Linked DNA regions of Homo sapiens: region 2 is linked to region 1. The links are chromatin loops, found by intact Hi-C in ENCODE. Cell type or tissue: CD4-positive, alpha-beta T cell. All regions are shown on one strand.

Region 1 (8,000 bases):
GCTGCATCGAATTGGTAGGCCACCCACCCCTGGCCTTACCCTTTGCCCAAGGAGAGAGTTCATGGGCATCCCACGAGGTCCAGCCTTGGTGCTAACCAGGAGGCCCTATGAGACTTCCTAGGCAGCTGGAGCTGGGAGGGCCAGCCAAGCTCCACCTCCTCCCCACCATTTTATTTTATTATTGATTTATTTTTGAGACGGAATCTCACCCTGTTGCCCAGGCTGGAGTGCAGTGGCGTGATTTCAGCTCATTGCAACCTCCACCTCCTGGGTTCAAGCGATTCTCATGCCTCAGCCTCCCAAGTAGCTGGGATTTACAGGTGCATGCCGCAACGCCCAGCTAAATTTTTTTTTTTTTTTTGAGATGGAGTCTCGCTCTTGTTTCCCAGGCTGGAGTGTAATGGCGCAATCTCGGCTCACTGCAACCTCCGCCTCCCAGATTCAAGTGATTCTCGTGCCTCAGCCTCCCAAGTAGCTGGGATTATAGGTGTGTGCTACCACACCTGGCTAATTTTTGTACTTTTAGTAGAGATGAGATTTCACCATGTTGGTCAGGCTGGTCTCGAACTCCTGATCTCAAGTGATTCTCCAGTCTTGGCCTCCCAAAGTGCTGGGATTACAGGCATGAGCCACCACACCCAGCCAATGCCTGGCTAATTTTTATATTTTTAGTAGAGACGGGGTTTTGCCATGTGGCCCAGGCTGGCCTTGATCTCCTGGCCTCAAGTGATCCACCAGCCTTGGCATCCCAAAGTCCTAGGATTACAAGTGTGAGTCACTGCACTCGGCCCATCTACCCCCATTTTACAGATAGGAACGCCAAGGCTCAGAGCAGCGAAGGCCTTGCTCAGGGCCCCACAGAGAGTTAGGCACCTGGGCCTTCAGACCCCCCACTGAGGCTGGGCACACCTGCATCCCACCGCATGGTGAGAAGGCAGTCAAAGTTGGCAAAGAAGGTGGCGCTGCGGACAAAGAGGTGGAGTTCTCCAGGCCACCACTCCCCCATCCATGGCCTGGAAGTCATTTCCATCACAGCCAGGGTGCCACTCCTTAGAGACTGACGATTTGGTGGAGCAGAAGGGATCCAGGCTTAGGGTCTGGGGACCAGCGTGAAGACCCTGTCTGCGGCTGCCTGGACCCAAAGTGACCCCCGATCTTGCCTGCCTGGTCCCCCATTGCCAGCCCCCTGCCATCGGGTCCACTTCATCCTTCTGAGATTTATTCTCGGGCTGCAGAGCCTGGAAATAATTTGCTGACAGAGCCCCGTCCCGGCAGGTGCTTTAATTGGTTTTGTGGGAGCAGGCCTATTTAGAGGGAAACAAAAATTATGGTGCTGCTGCCCGTCTTTTCTCTGTAATGGGGGCTTCGGAGTGTTGGGGGTGGGGAGGAAAAGGTGGCTGTGTGGAAAGCAGAGACCCTGGTTTTTCTCTGGGGGCGCAGGTGCTGGGGCCTGGGTGTCCTGGGCCAGGGGCAGTGGAACCAGGCCACCCACTCTGGCCCTGGCTCAGCCTCAGCCTCAGGGCAGGGCAGCTTCTCATCCTCACAGTGCTGAGGGCAAGAGGAGGCCTGGGGACAAAGGGGCCAGGGCAGGGCCAGGGCAGGCAGGGCTCCAGTTCCCAGACTCCATCTTTCTGAAGGAGGCCCTCGCCCTTGCCGGGTGCGCACTTTCTAAAACACAAATCAGGTGGGTCACTCCTTAGCTCCAGCCCCTTCCATGGCTCCCCATTGTCCTCAGAATGAAGCCAGCTTCCTTAGCTTGGCACTCAGTGTCGCTCGAGGCCCAACTGACCTCTGGTGACCTCTCCAGCCACTTCGTCCTTCACTCCTATCTTCGCCCACCCCCTCCCAATGGTCTTTAGTCTTCCCTGGTGGGCTCCTGTGTGTCCCACTCTATGCTAACTCCACAATTGTCCATGATCAAGGAGAGCTTTGTTGCCTCATTATACAGATGAGGAAAAGAAGGCTCAGAAAGGTTAAGACACTTCCTGGAGGTCACACAGCAGGGCAGGGACTTGAACCCAGGTCTGGCTGGCATACAAGCCCACACTTAACTAGTAAGTTATAGGTGGAACTAGCCAAGCTCCCTCTAAGCCCCATGCTTTCCCTTGAAACGCCCCTCCCTACATTTTTCCGCTGGCAAACTCCTACTCATCCTTCAAAGCCCGCTTGATATCACTTCCTTGAGAATCCTTGCTTGACTGACTACTCCCACCTCTAATCTCTCCTCTGGGCTTCCCCAAGGCCCAGCCAAGTCTTTCAGCTCAGCTCTAATCTCTGGGTTTGTCATTTTCTGTGTCAGTGTCTGTCTCTTCCACTTCCTCCCTCACCCCGGACTGGGAAATCCAGCGGAATTGTTACTCATCCTACAGGGTGAAAGTTGCAGCCCTGGAAACTCTGCTAGGTCCAAGATCCTGGGACCCGGGCTCTCGTCTTACCTGCTGTATTGAGCAGCCTAGGCCATAGCTGCTCTGTGCGACTCCGAGCAAGGCCTTGTGCCTCGGCGGACTGAGTCTATAAAATGGGAGGGTCAGCCTAGAGGCATCTGACACTTGGGAACTCTGAGGGCCAGATGTGGGCTGGAACCTCACACCATGTGACCCATGTGAGTGTGACTCACATGATGTATGTGTGAGTGGGTAGCCACGCCCCATGTCAGGGTGGGTCACGTCACCATTGCTGATGCCCGGCCCAACCGGGGATCCAGGTGCTGGCCATGGACTGGGCTAGGAGGCCTGGGCAGAGCGGAGAAGTAATTACGCTGGAGTCAGGGCTGGAATCTCAGCTCTGCCACTCACCTGCTTCGTGTGAGCTCGGACAGGCCTGACCTCGCAGAGCCTCAGCTTCATCTGTAGAACCATGGGAACAATAATGCAGTCATGCGCCAGAGAAGGACGCTTCGGTCATCAAGGGACTGCATGTACGACAGTGGTCCCATAAGATCACAACGCCGTATTTCTCCTGTACCGGTTCTATGTGTAGATACACAAATACTTCCCACTGTGCCACGGTTGCCTACAGCATTCGGTCCAAAGACAGGCGGCACCTGAGTGTAGCCCAGGGGCAAGAGCCAGGTGTGTAGGGGCCGCACCATCTCGGCTGGCGTAAATCCACTCTATGCTCTTCGCAGCTGATGCATTTCTCAGAATGCATCCCTGTTGTTAAGGACACAGGACTGTCCTGCCACCCCACAGGGCTGATTTGCTGAGGGTCACAGGAGAGATTCTCACGGCTGGCCCAGAGCATGAGCTCCAGGGCCCTCACTGTTGTCATCTGCACAAGTGTTAAGTGCCACGTCCCCGCTGGGCCCGGTAGGCAGTGGTGGGCGGTGACTGAAGGATCCAGTCTAGACAGACAACCATGTTAATTCGCAGAGCTCAGGCCAGGACAGTGGGGCGGTGAGGGCCTTGGTTTCTGGGGTTTACGGTGGGGTTGGAGGCTGGGTCTCCAAGGGCCTCTTTCCCTGGTGTGTGATTTTTCAAAGAATCCAGGACAGAGTTAAACAGGCAGGTGCAGTCCCTGAGGACAGATGGCAGGATGTGGCTGGGGGGTTCAGAGGAGAGCTGGGGGCTGGGTGGAGTGAGAGGGGCAGAGCTCTCGGGATGAGTGGGTGGTGCTGGGAGACGAGCAGGGTCAGAGATCTGGAGAGGGGCGGAAAGAGGTTGCAGGCCTGGTTCAGCTGCCCCAATTCCACATAAAAACAGTCAGGGCTCGGTCCTCGGCCTCAGTTTCCCCCTCTGTAAACGTGGAAATGGTCCCTCCCTGTGGTGGCGCGGGGGACGGGGCCTCAGCTCCCCGGGCTCAGGAGATACCGCCTGGACCCGGGCAGCTTAAACACCCCTTCCCCTTCCACGAGGACCGAGTCCGAGGCCTGAGCCGGGCCGGGCTGTCTGCTGCAGGGCGGCGTCGAGACTTGGGGTGGGAGCCCCCGGAGGAGGAAGAGACGAACCGGGAGCCAGAGGGAGCCGGGTACACCGCGGGACTCACGGGGCGCCCCGGGGCCGGGAATCTAGCTACGGAATCCGGTCGGTAGGTGGCGCCGCGAGGCTGCAGTTGGGTTTCCGTCGCCCAGGCCGAGGGTGGTGCGGAGCCGGGACCCGCGGGGCTTCAGCGTCCCCCGTGGCCGTTCCCACCGCCGTCGGTCCGCGGAGATCCCAGGTGTTTTTAGGGCACCCAGGTTCACACCCCGTTGGGCCAAGACCGAGAGCGACGCGCGGGCACCGGACGGGGTGCGAACCCGGGGCGGACGGGCCCCCTGCCCCACCCCCTACTCCCGATCCCCGCAGCTGCCACCGCTGGGCCTCGGCTGCGAAGGCTCCAGAAACGGGTCCCCCGTACCCTCGGGCCTTCCCAGCCGCGCGGGCGTGCGAGGGAGCCGAGGTCCGGGAGGCCGCTAGGGCGGGGGCCCCGGCGTGGAAGGATCGCGCTCTGGGCTGTGTCCGTCGGCCGTGTGCGTGCGCGGAGGCCGTGGGCGCGGCCGGCAGGGGACCCTTCCTTTGTTCTCGCACTTCCTTCTCTGCGGGCCCTGGTCAGGGAGGACGCAAGGCCCAGGCTGCGAGCTGTGCCCGTGGGGACGCAAGCGACGGTGGGTAGGGACAGGCAGGCGCCCCTTCCTCCCGCTCAGCATCCAGCCTTCGGGCTCCCTGGCTGCTTTCCCGAGGGCAGCCTTGGCTGGGAAATGTCACCCTCCCCGGGGGAAGGAAGGGGAGCCGCGTGTGCGCGTCTTCCATGCGTCCTCCTGAGACCACGCCGCGCCCGGAGAAAGCCCTTTGATCCCCTCGCTATCTTTTCTTTTTCTTTTCTTTCTTCTTTTTTCTTTTTTTGAGACGGAGTCTCGCTCTGTTGCCCAGGCTGCAGTGCAGTGGCACGATTTCGGCTCACTGCAACCTCCGCCTCCCGGGTTCAAGCGATTGTCCTGCCTCAGCCTCCCGAGTAGCTGGGATTACAGGCGCCTGCCACCACGCCCAACTAATTTTGTATTTTTAGTAGAGACAGGGTTTCACCATGTTGGCCAGGCTGGTCTCAAACTCCTGGCCTCAGATGATCCGCCCACCTTGACCTCCCAAAGTGCTGGAATTACAGGCGTGAGCCACCGCGCCCGGACCCCCTCGCTATCGTGGATGCGGAACCTGCTCCAAGTCGCGCAGCTGGAAAGGGGCATCGGAGCCTCTGGGGGACGTCCCTGACTCGAGGCCGGGCCGATTTAGGGGGTGGAGGGTCGGATCGACTTCCCCCAAACCAGCCACCCCAGGGAGCCCCTGGAGGGGGCGAGCTGCCTGTGCCTGGAGGTGGGGACCATAGGTCCTTCCCAGCCCAAGGGCTCCCAGAATCCACACAGCAAGCGAGGCCCAGGGCTGGGAGGCGCCCTGGAGGGTGGGTTGGGAGAGGAGGTTCAGAGATGAGCGAGGCCCCACCCCGGCCAGGGAAGTCCCGTCCAGCAGAGCAGGTGGGACTTGTGGCTCATACCCGACGATGTGATCAGAGGAGGAGGGGGCAGGAAAGGTGGCCTTACAGGAGCCAGAGCTTGGGGGCCCAGACACACACCACACACACAGACAGACACACGCCACACACACACACCTCACACAGACACACCCACACACAGACACACCATACACCACACACACACCACACACATAAACATCACACACAGACACACACATACCACACACACCACACAGACACACACCACACATACACACACACCACACAGACACACGACACAGACACACACCACTCACACACCACACACACACACCACACACACAGACATATACACCAGACACACACCACACAGATACACACACCACACACACACACAACACACACACACCACACAGACAACCACACACACAGACTCATACACCATACGCACCACACATACACCACACACACACCACACACAAATACCAGACACACACACCACACACACACCACAGACACATACACCATACGCACACCACACACACACACCACACACACCACACACACACACCACACACACACACACCATACACACACACCACACACACCACACACAGACATATACACCATACACACACCAGACACAGACCACGCACATACCACACACACAGACACCACACACATGCACCACACGCACCACACCACACACACACACATACACACACACGAGCAGAGCAAGGGACAGCCATGTTGTGTGATCTGGGAGGGTGGCTCATCCTCTCTGAGTTGTTTATAAACCGGGCGGGACCCAGGCCTGCCAATCAAAGGCCTGATCTGAATGCTCTTATTGGTTCAGAGATGGACATGTGACCCTCTCTTGGCCAATCAGAGGCTTTCCTGCTGGAAGGGCTGCTGGAAGCCATCTTCGCACGGTTCTTCCCTTGGCTTTAGAGCCCCGAAGCGCTCTTTGACTTGAGCTGCTTTGCATTCTCTCTGTCCTGCCATCGAGAAAGTTCTGAGCGGCTCAGAAGTAATACTGACACTGTATGTAGCGCCCTTCCCACGCCAGCGGCCATTCCCCATGGGAGGGGCAGTGCTGGAGGTGCCCTGGGTGACCGGGACGAGCCGCCGCCCCTCTGCCGGCCTTAGTGCCCTTGTCTGTGAAATGGGGCGAGTAGTTCCTCTCTCAGGGCTGCTGCGAGGCTGAGTCACCGCGATGGCGGCCGGCAGAAGGGGCAGGAGGGGCTGTCGGTCCAGGGGCAGGGGCGACAGGGGCAGCGGTCAGTGGGCGCAGAAGGGGAGCCTCCCCTCCTTGACCCAGAAGGCCTGGGTCTGGGCGAGCGCGGGCACAGCGAGGGCCGGCAGGAGGGAGGGAGTGCCGTGGTGGAGGCACCAGGATCCCCATCCTTGCCTTGACACAGATCAACGGAGGGGGACTGCAGTTTCGCTGGTGGCCCCACAGCCCCCTGCCTCCAGCCAGGGGACAAAGAACAGGAGGGATCCAGAGGTGAGAGAGGAGGTGCACAGTAGCTGCAGGGCCGGACCCTGATGAAGGGAGATGCTGTCCCACACGGAGCCCCTGCCAGCCCCCAGATCACCAAGGCTGGAGCCCCCCAGTGACTCTGCTGGTCACGTCTGTGGGATCCCTGCTCACCCCTCTGTCCTCACCCCTTCCCTCTCCCCCTGGCCACCTGCAGCCTCCTCCTGCCTGCTCAGCCGTGGGTCTCTTTCCCTCTGATCCACTCACCATGGGACCGCCAGGCAGCTCCCAAATCCAAACATGACCATGAGCTGCCCCGGCTTGAAACCCAAGCATGACCCCCTGTCACAGGCTGGACCAAGTCCTGAGTTCCTAAACCACCTTCAGGGCTGCCTGCACCTGCACCTCCCGCTCCTGCTGTGCCCTGATCCCATGTGCTGGGTGAACTGGGTTCTTCCGAGCCCTCCAGCCCTGGATGCTAACCCCAGAGCTGCAAGGTGAGGGGCACCTACGCCGGCAGCCATTCCCCATGGGAGGGGCAGTGCTGGAGGTGCCCTGGGTGACCAGGACGGGCCGCCGCCCCTCTGCTGGCCTTAGTGCCCTTGTCTGTGAAATGGGGCGAGCAGTTCCTCTCTCAGAGCTGCTGCGAGGACTGAGTCTCTCTGAGCTCAGGATTTTCCTCTCTCTGAGCTCCAAAACCACGGGCAAATCACACCCTCTCACTCTCAGCTTCCTGATCTACAAGACAGGGATGGTGATAGAGTACTCAACTCCTAGGGCAGTTGTGGGGCATGTGAAGCATTCAGCCCAGGGTCTGGCACCCTGAAAGGGCCAAACCTGTGTGAGCCACAGTTTTATGGTTGATCATCAATGCCTGTCTAAGAAAGCCCCATTCAGCTTGAACCCAGCTCTCCAGGAAGAGCTCACTGACACCCTCCTCACACACCCCAATCGGCCGTCTTTATTCATCCCCAAAAGTGATGTACAAGGAATGAGTCTTTGGGGGTGTGTCCGTCATCACCCACTGGGGCTGCTTGTGTCTCCAGCTATCCCTCCGAGGAATTCTGCCCCAGACAGCAGAGAGATGGGGGGCAGGGGA
Region 2 (8,000 bases), 1.1 Mb after region 1:
TCTTTTTCAATCCCTCAAAATGTTTTTGTTTTTTTGAGACAGAGTTTCACTCCTGTCACCCAGGCTGGAGTGCAGTGGTGCAATCCTGGCTCACTACAACCTCCACTTCCCGGGATCCTACCTTAGCCTCCTGAGTAGCTGGGATTACCGGCACGTGCCACCATGCCTGGCTAATTCTTTTGTATTTTTAGTACAGATGGGGTTTCACCAGTTGACCAGGCTGGTCTCGAACTCCTGACCTCAAGTGATCCACCCGCCTCGGCCTCCCACAGTGCTGGGATTACAGGCATGAACCACTGCTCCCGGCCGTTCAATCCCCCAAAACTTTTGACTATAGCTGGGTTGTGTCTCTCCCACTGGTCTGGGCCTCCAGGGCCCAGCTCAGGGCACTGCCCCTTAGAGTGGGCAATGAGGGAGGAAGACCTTTTCCGCGGGGTGCCCTGGAATACTATAGGGCTATAAAACCAGCTGGGTTCATTCGGCTTGGCAGTGAGGCCTTGTCGTTCGCTCTGGCCCCCATCTGCCTCCAGGGGCATGACAGCCACTGCCTGTAGCTGGGAGGTGGCAGGCTGCACCATGCATGCTCCTGAACCCTAACTTGCTCCAGGTAGGGGTGGAGTGGCTACACCACAGAGGCCCTTCCCTGGACCAGCCCCTTGTGCCTGGCTTCACCCGTGTCAGGCCTGCTACTCCCCCAGGCGGGAGGGAGTGTGCAGCAGCCTGGGCACTTTGGTGCCTCCGTCCTCAGTGGCGAGGGTCTAGGTGAATTAAGCTCCATATGGGAGACAGGTCACTCTAATGGCCTAAATTTAATAGCTTCACATACTTGACCAGTAACCGTGTGGTCCCCTCCCACCCTGAGTCTTCCCCCACTATGTGGCTTTCTCTGACCAACAGGATGTTTGCAGATGTGACACAAACAGAGGTTTGGGCATTGCCAGCCAACTCCACTTGCCCCTGCTGCACTAGGATCACTCGCTTTGCCCATCTCACCATGGGCCTATGTCTAGGCAACCTGCTGGAGGATGTGGGGGACACAAGGAGGAAAGCCGAGGTGCCCGGCTAAGGCTGCCCACAACCAGCCAGTCCCCAGCCAAACTGCCAGCTGACCACACATGCCTGCGTGAGCCCAGCCAAGATCAGTCAAATCCATAGACACGTAAGATACGATGCATAGTTAGTTGGAAACCACTAAGTTTTAGAATTGTTACCCAGCAATAGCTGACTGATACACTCCAGCTCTATGGTGGCACACAATACAGCCATTGAAAAGAATGAGGTATCAGGAGGCTGAGGTGAGAGGACCACTTGAGCCCAGGAGGTCGAGGCTGCAGTGAGCTATGACGGCACCACTGCTCTCCAGCCTGGGCAAAAGAGCAAGACCTTGTCTCTAAAAAACAAAAATAAAATAAAATAAAAATTTTAAAAGAATGAGGCAGCCCTTTATGTTCTGACATGGAAAAGTTCCCGGGATATATTAAGATAAAGAAATTGGCCAGGCACGGTGGCTCATGCCTGTAATCCCAGCACTTTGGGAAGCCGAGGTGGGCAGATCACAAGGTCCAGAGTTCAAGACCAGCCTGACCAACATTGTGAAACCCCATCTCTACTAAAAATACAAAAAAATTAGCCGGGCGTGTTGGCGCGCACCTGTAATCCCAGCTACTCAGTAGGCTGAGGCAGGAGAATCGCTTGAACCTGGGAGGCGGAGGTTGCAGTGAGCTGAGATTTCACCATTGCACTCCAGCCTGGGCCACAAGAGGGAGACTCCATCAAAAAAAAAAAAAAAAAAAAAAAAGGAAGAAGAAATAAGGTGCAGGCCGGGCATGGTAGCTCACATCTGTAATCCCAGCACTTTGGAAGACTGAGGCTGGCGCAGATCACTTGAGGTCAGGAGTTCGAGACCAGCCCAGCCAACATGGTGAAACCCCGTCTGTACGAAAAAACTACAAAAATTAGCCGGGTGTGGTGGCTCTCGCTTGTAATCCCAGCTACTTGGGAGGCTAAGGCAGGAGAATCACTTGAACCTGGGAGACAGAGGCTGCAGTGAACCTAGATGGCACCACTGCACTCCAGCCTGGGTGACGAGAGAGACTCCGTCTCAAAAAAAAAAAAAAAAAAAAAAGTAAGGTGCAGGTATTGTCCACGGAATGCTACCATTTATATAGAAGAGAAAAAAAGAAATAGCAGGTATTTGCAACCTGTAGACTCTCTCTGGAAATCTCTAAGTCCCCGGTATCAGTGGTTGCTTCTTGGGAGGGGCCAGGGACCTGTGGACAACAGGGGAGCGAAAGAGAGGAAGACAGACACTTCAAAGCCTTATTATCTTATTTTATACCACTTTTGAATTCTGTACCACATGCTTTTTATAATAGGATTTTTTTTTTTTTTTTTTTTTTTGAGAAGGAGTCTTGCTGTGTCACCTAGGCTGGAGTGTAGTAGCACGAACTCACCTCACTGCAAGCTCCGCCTCCCAGGTTCACGCCATTCTCCTGCCTCAGCCTCCCGAGTAGCTGGCACTACAGGCGCCCACCACCACGCCCGGCTAATTTTTTGTATTTTTAGTAGAGACGGGGTTTCACCGTATTAGCCAGGGTGGTCTCGATCTCCTCACCTCATGATCCGCCCGCCTCGGCCTCCCAAAGTGCTGGGATTACAGGCATGAGCCACCGCGCCCGGCCTATAATAGGATTTTAAAAAAGATAACATTTAGGGAATAAATCACCTGTTTTTCCAATATAATGGTTTTACTATTTTTCTTTGGTGTAAAGCTTTGTTGTCTATTCACCTGTGTTCAGATCCCAGCCCCCACCACTTCCTGGCTCTGGGCCTTGGCAAGGGGCTTCTCCCCAGGAGCCCCAGGATGGCAGCCCTGGGGGGAATGAGAATGACATGCGTTTGGTGCCCGGCACATGGCGGGTGCTCCCCCGTTCTGAGGGCCGCCCGCACACTCCGTTCAGCCTGGAGCCCCTCTCCCCCTGGTGTGGGCCGGGACCACTTCTGGCTTCAGCTGGGACCTTCTCTCCCCTTAGGAGTGGTCCTGACCAGCTCTGACCCCAGGCTTGGCCAGGGAGTCCCCCCATGGAGCAGGGACCTGGGAATAGCGGCCCCCAAAGAAGGAGTCCTCCTCTGAGGCTCAAGTCCCGGCAGCCCTCATGTCTCTGCCGGCATCTGAGGCCCATGTGTGCGCTCTGCTGGCCAGGGGTTTGGCTTCCTTGTTTTATGACTCCCTAATCCTCACTTGGCAGAGAGGAAGTGGTGGGCCCGCCTGGCCGCGCAGAGAGTGACCAGAGGATCGGCAAAGGAAAGATTCATGGACCATCAGAAGGGCCCTTTGCCTCCGAGGCCGCCCCAGCCCTTCACGTGGAGATAAATCACAGGCAGCAGGGAAAGATAAAAGGTGCGGGGATGCAAGCCCTGTCTTACGAGAAGAAATGTGCGCAGGGGACGTTTCCCTGAACTCCTGCAGAGCTGGACTGCTGACGTCTCCACGGGCTTCCTAACTCGGACTGGAGGGGACTCGAGTCCACTCCTTGTCTTCTCCATCCCATTGACTTCACAAGGCCCATCCCTTCAGGCCCCTAGCATGGTACTGACCTTGAGATGACCCTGAGACCCATTCCTCACACTTCTTCCTCCGATCCAAAAGATCTGGCTTGGAGGGCATTGGACCTGTGTGGTCACACAGACCCTGGAACTCAGAAGGGTCCTGCCCCTGGCTTAATACTCTCCTGTCATTGTGTTGAAATTCTTAGTAATTCTGGAGCGGACATTCCCACACTTCATTTTGCTCTGGGTCCTGCCTGGCCAGGAGTGGCTTTGGGCATCTGGGTGCCCGTACATCCTCTCCAGCAGACGCCTACCAGGCACAGTTTGCACATCTCCGGCAATGAGGAGCTCACCTCCTCCTGGGCAGCCCCCCCAAGTCCACCATAGAGCAACAGAAGCTTGGAGGCCCTATCTCATGGTGGTGACAGGAATGGGTCCCAGGTCACCTTCCAGTCTTGGTGCCTCACTGGCTGTGTAACCTGGGGCATGTTATGGCGCCTCAGTTTCCGGTCTGCAGAATGAGGCTAATAATAGGGCTGTTGTGAGAATGAAACAATGTATTTGGCTTAATTTTGTGCTTAATCAATGATAGCTGTTTTTGTATTTTACTAGAAAAGGCTGCCTTCCAGCAGATTGGGATCCTTAGGCCTGGCCAGTGGTTAGGGGGAGAAGGTGCAAAAAGATGCATAACCACCACCACCACCCCCAACCACCACCCCCAACCCCCATTCCCCTCCCCCCCCCCCGCTCCCCCGCAACACACACAGCCAGAAGCTCCCCTTCTTTTGCCAACCTTGAAGGTCAAACCTGCGCACTTCACCTGGGCTCCACCGGTCAGGTGCCTTGTTCTCTGCTGCCATCTGCTGGCTGGTATGGGGCACTGCATCACAGCTGGCACCAGGCTTCATTTGTCCCCTTGGAAGAGGATCAAATAATTCTGCAAGTGTTTTCTGAGGACCTGCCTGGGCATTGAGGATTTGTCAGTAAACACAAAAGACAAAGTTCCTGCCCTCTTGGAGCTGACACTTCTGTGTGAGACATGGATAATAAGCAAGAAATCCAATCATGTGATTTCTGCTAGTAACAAGCAAAATTAAAAGAAGAAAAATTTCAGACAGTGGGGAATGGCACTGGTGGACGGTAGGATAGTTTGTTCTGGGGCAGGGTCAGGAGAGAACAGGCTGAATGGTGGTCAGGTGGGACAGGAGAGCTCTGCTATCCAGCCAGTCCCACCAGCCCGGCTGCCTGCCCCCCACTGCTGCAATCTCTGTGACAACTGTGGGCAACTCCCTCTGCTGACCAGGACCTCAGTTTCCTTATCTGGAACACAGGGAGAATCACAGCCACTTCTCGAATTAGTACTGTTGTTTGGATTTAAAGGGATCCTGGAGGGGGAAACGTTTTGTGAAGTGTATTGTTCTCGTGAATTATATGCTTCGTGTTGTTAGCTGATGCTTGCTATGCACTTAACAGTGCAGAAACTCTGTTAAGCCCTTCTGTGGGTTACCTCACTGAGTCCTTAGGGGCACTGTCCTTGGGGACAGAAGCCTGGCAGCAATGAGGACTGAGGGCCTTACCCTCCTCCAGGATAGCAGCCTGCCTTTCCACTCCCAGTCACCTCCATCCACTCTCCAGTCTTCACCTGGGATGAGACGGACCCATGAACAGGACAAGGAATGGATGAATGGACGAATGGATGAATAAATGGGTGAATGAGTAAACAGCAAAAAAAAAAAAAAAAAAAAAAGAAACCCTGTCTCTACTAAAAAAATACAGCCGAGCAGGTGGCTTACACCTGTAATCCCAGCACTTTGGGAGACCAAAGTGGCCAAATCACTTGAGGTCAGGAGTTCGAGACCAGCCTAGCCAACAAGATGGAACCCTGTCTCTACTAAAAAAATACAAAAAAATGTATTTTTTTAATGATAAGTTGTACTTTATTAAAATTTAAAACTTCTGCTCTGCAAAAGACACTGTTTAGGGAATGAAAAGACAAGCCAGACTTCAACAAAACATTTGCAAAACTTATATCTGAAAAAGTACTGGCATACAAAATACACAAAAAAAACTCTTAAAACTCAACACATGAGAAAACAAACAGCCCAATTTAAAAATGGGCAAAAGACCTGAACAGACACCTGACCAAATAAGGTATAGAGATGGTAAACAAGCATATGAAAAGAGGCTGAACCTACCTCATTAGGAAACTGCGACTAAAACAAGACACCACTACACATCTATCAGAATGGCCAAAATACACAACACTGACAACATCAAATGCTGGCGAGGATGCAGAGCATCAGAAACTCTCATTCATTGCTGGTGGGAATACAAAATTATACAGTCACTTTGGAAGACAGTTTGGCAGTTTCTTATAAAACGAAACATACTCTTACCACATGAGCCAGCAATCACACTCCTTGTTGTTTACCCAAACGAGCTGAAAACCTGTTCACACAAAAACCTGCACGTGGGTATTTATAGCAGCTTGATTCGTAATTGCCAAAAGTTGGAAGAAACAAAGATGTTCTTGCGTAGGTGATCAGATAAATAAAATATGGTATATCCAGACAATGGGATATTATTGGGCAATAAAAAGAAATGAGCTATCAAATCATGAAAAGACAGGGAGAAATCTTCTATGTATATTGCTAAGTGGGAGAAGCCAATGTGAAAAAGGTTACATACTGTAGGATTTCAACTATATGTCATTCTAGAAATGACTAAACTGTGGAGATAGGCAAAAGATCAATTGTTGCCAAGGATTGGGGTTAGGGGATAAGAAAGGAAAGGATTAATAGGGGAGCACTGGGGGCTTTTAGGGAAGTGAAACAATTCTTTATGATACTATCATGATGGATACATGTCATTATAAGCTTGTCAAAACCCATAGAATTGCAACACAGAGTAAATTCTAATGTAAACTATGGACTTTAGTTAATAATGTATCAACATTGGCTTATCAAATGTAACAAATGTAGAGCACTAATGCAAGATGCTAATTAATAAAAGGGAAGCAAAGCATATGGGAACTCTGTGTTTTCCATTCAATTTTTCTGTAAACCTAAAACTGCTCTAAAAAATGAAGTCAATTAATTTTTTAAAACACACGCTAGCAACAACAACAAAAACTAGCAACAAACACACATCACAAGGCTGGACGCAGTGGCTCACACCTGCAATCCCAGCACTTTGGGAGGCCAAGGCAGGCGGATCACCTGAGGTCGGGAGTTCGAGACCAGCCTGACCAACATGGAGAAACCCCATCACTACTGAAAATACAAAATTAGCCGGGCGTGGTAGCGCACGCCTATATTCCCAGCCACTCGGGAGGCTGAGGCAGGAGAATCGCTTGAATCCGGGAAGCAGAGGTTGTAGTGAGCCGAGATCGTGCCATTGCATTCCAGCCTGAACAACAAGAGCGAAACTCTATCTCAAAAAAAAAAAAAAGAAATCACAGGGCAAAAATGAGATTAGGGGCCTGACACTCAAATACTTCATCAGTGACACACGTTGATTTGACTCATAATGACTAGAAAATAAATATTTTAAACAGTTAACAGCAAATTAAAAAAAAAAACCTGAAATGACCAATGTTGGTGTGACAAAGAACACCAGGTGTACATATTCATTGCTGCTCATCTTTTAGAGTAATATGATGCACCTAATAAGGGATCTGAATGGATGTGGCTGACATGCATGGTGAATGGAGTTAGCTATAGTAGCAATTGGAGGGGAGTATGTGTTTTGTGTATTCCTACAACCTAGTTCAGCTGGATGAAATATTCCTAGTGTTTCTTGTAGACAAAATCATGCATAAGAAAATGGGAAATTCGAGTAATGCTCAAATTTTCCCAAATGAATAAGTTAATTAATTGTGCCGGAGCAAATTTGGTTTTCAAAGCAGGCATTATCACACAACCGACTGTAGCATTAAAAGGCTTATTAAAACAATAACCTTTGATTTCTTTCATCAATGTCTCATAGTTTTCAGTGTGCAGGTCTTTCACCTCCTTGGTTAAACTTATTCCTAAGCATTTTCTTTTTTTGCTCTCTATTGTAAATGGGATTGACTCTTGATTTCTTTTCAGATAGTTTGTTGTTAGTATATAGAAATGCTACTGATTCTTGTGCATTGATTTTGTACCCTGCAACTTTGTTTGTTTATTAGTTCTAACAGTTTAAAAAATTGTATTTTTATAGAGAGAAGGGCTGCCCTCACATCCAGCAGACTGTGGGCTCCCACACCAGAGAAGCATCATCTGTTGAGCACAACTTTCCCAGGCCAAACCATCCTCGGGACGCGAGGTGAGTTCCTGCCTCCTGTCTCCTCCCCTGTGTGACCCAGACATGCTGCCTACTCCCTCTGTGTCTCTGTTTTCTCATCTTTAAAGTGGAGAGAACAGACAGGATGGACAGAGGCTTGTGAAATAACAGACGGGAAAGGGTTG

What was found. Hi-C counts contacts between places; a loop is a spot of excess contacts. Peaks named below come from ENCODE experiments on the same cell type or tissue, not always from the same donor. Only the 100,000 strongest peaks of a DNase experiment are listed, where the experiment ranks them.
Region 2: a loop joins it to region 1, with 11 times the contacts of the local background. A loop is called at or near these places in 4 of 110 quality-filtered maps.

The regions. Positions count from the first base shown.
Region 1 is chr9:125,404,119-125,412,118 of GRCh38, forward strand. LOC101929014 (a long non-coding RNA gene) reads left to right here and starts at 6,343. Exons shown (of 5, transcript XR_007061776.1): 1 at 6,343-6,465; 2 at 6,843-6,928; 3 at 7,289-7,398; 4 at 7,948-8,000. RefSeq lists enhancers at 3,577-4,171, 5,374-5,423 and a silencer at 4,024-4,333. In CD4-positive, alpha-beta T cell, CTCF peaks have their summits at 4,032 (motif pointing right) and 4,232; DNase peaks (open chromatin) are centred at 4,033, 4,521 and 6,263; H3K4me3 peaks cover 1,546 bases; H3K27me3 peaks cover 765 bases.
Region 2 is chr9:126,553,817-126,561,816 of GRCh38, forward strand. No RefSeq gene overlaps it. Among named protein-coding and RNA genes, the nearest start is that of LMX1B-DT, 56 kb to the right of the region's middle. RefSeq lists an enhancer at 3,070-3,646. In CD4-positive, alpha-beta T cell, CTCF peaks have their summits at 4,445 (motif pointing left) and 4,644; a DNase peak (open chromatin) is centred at 4,415; H3K27me3 peaks cover 733 bases.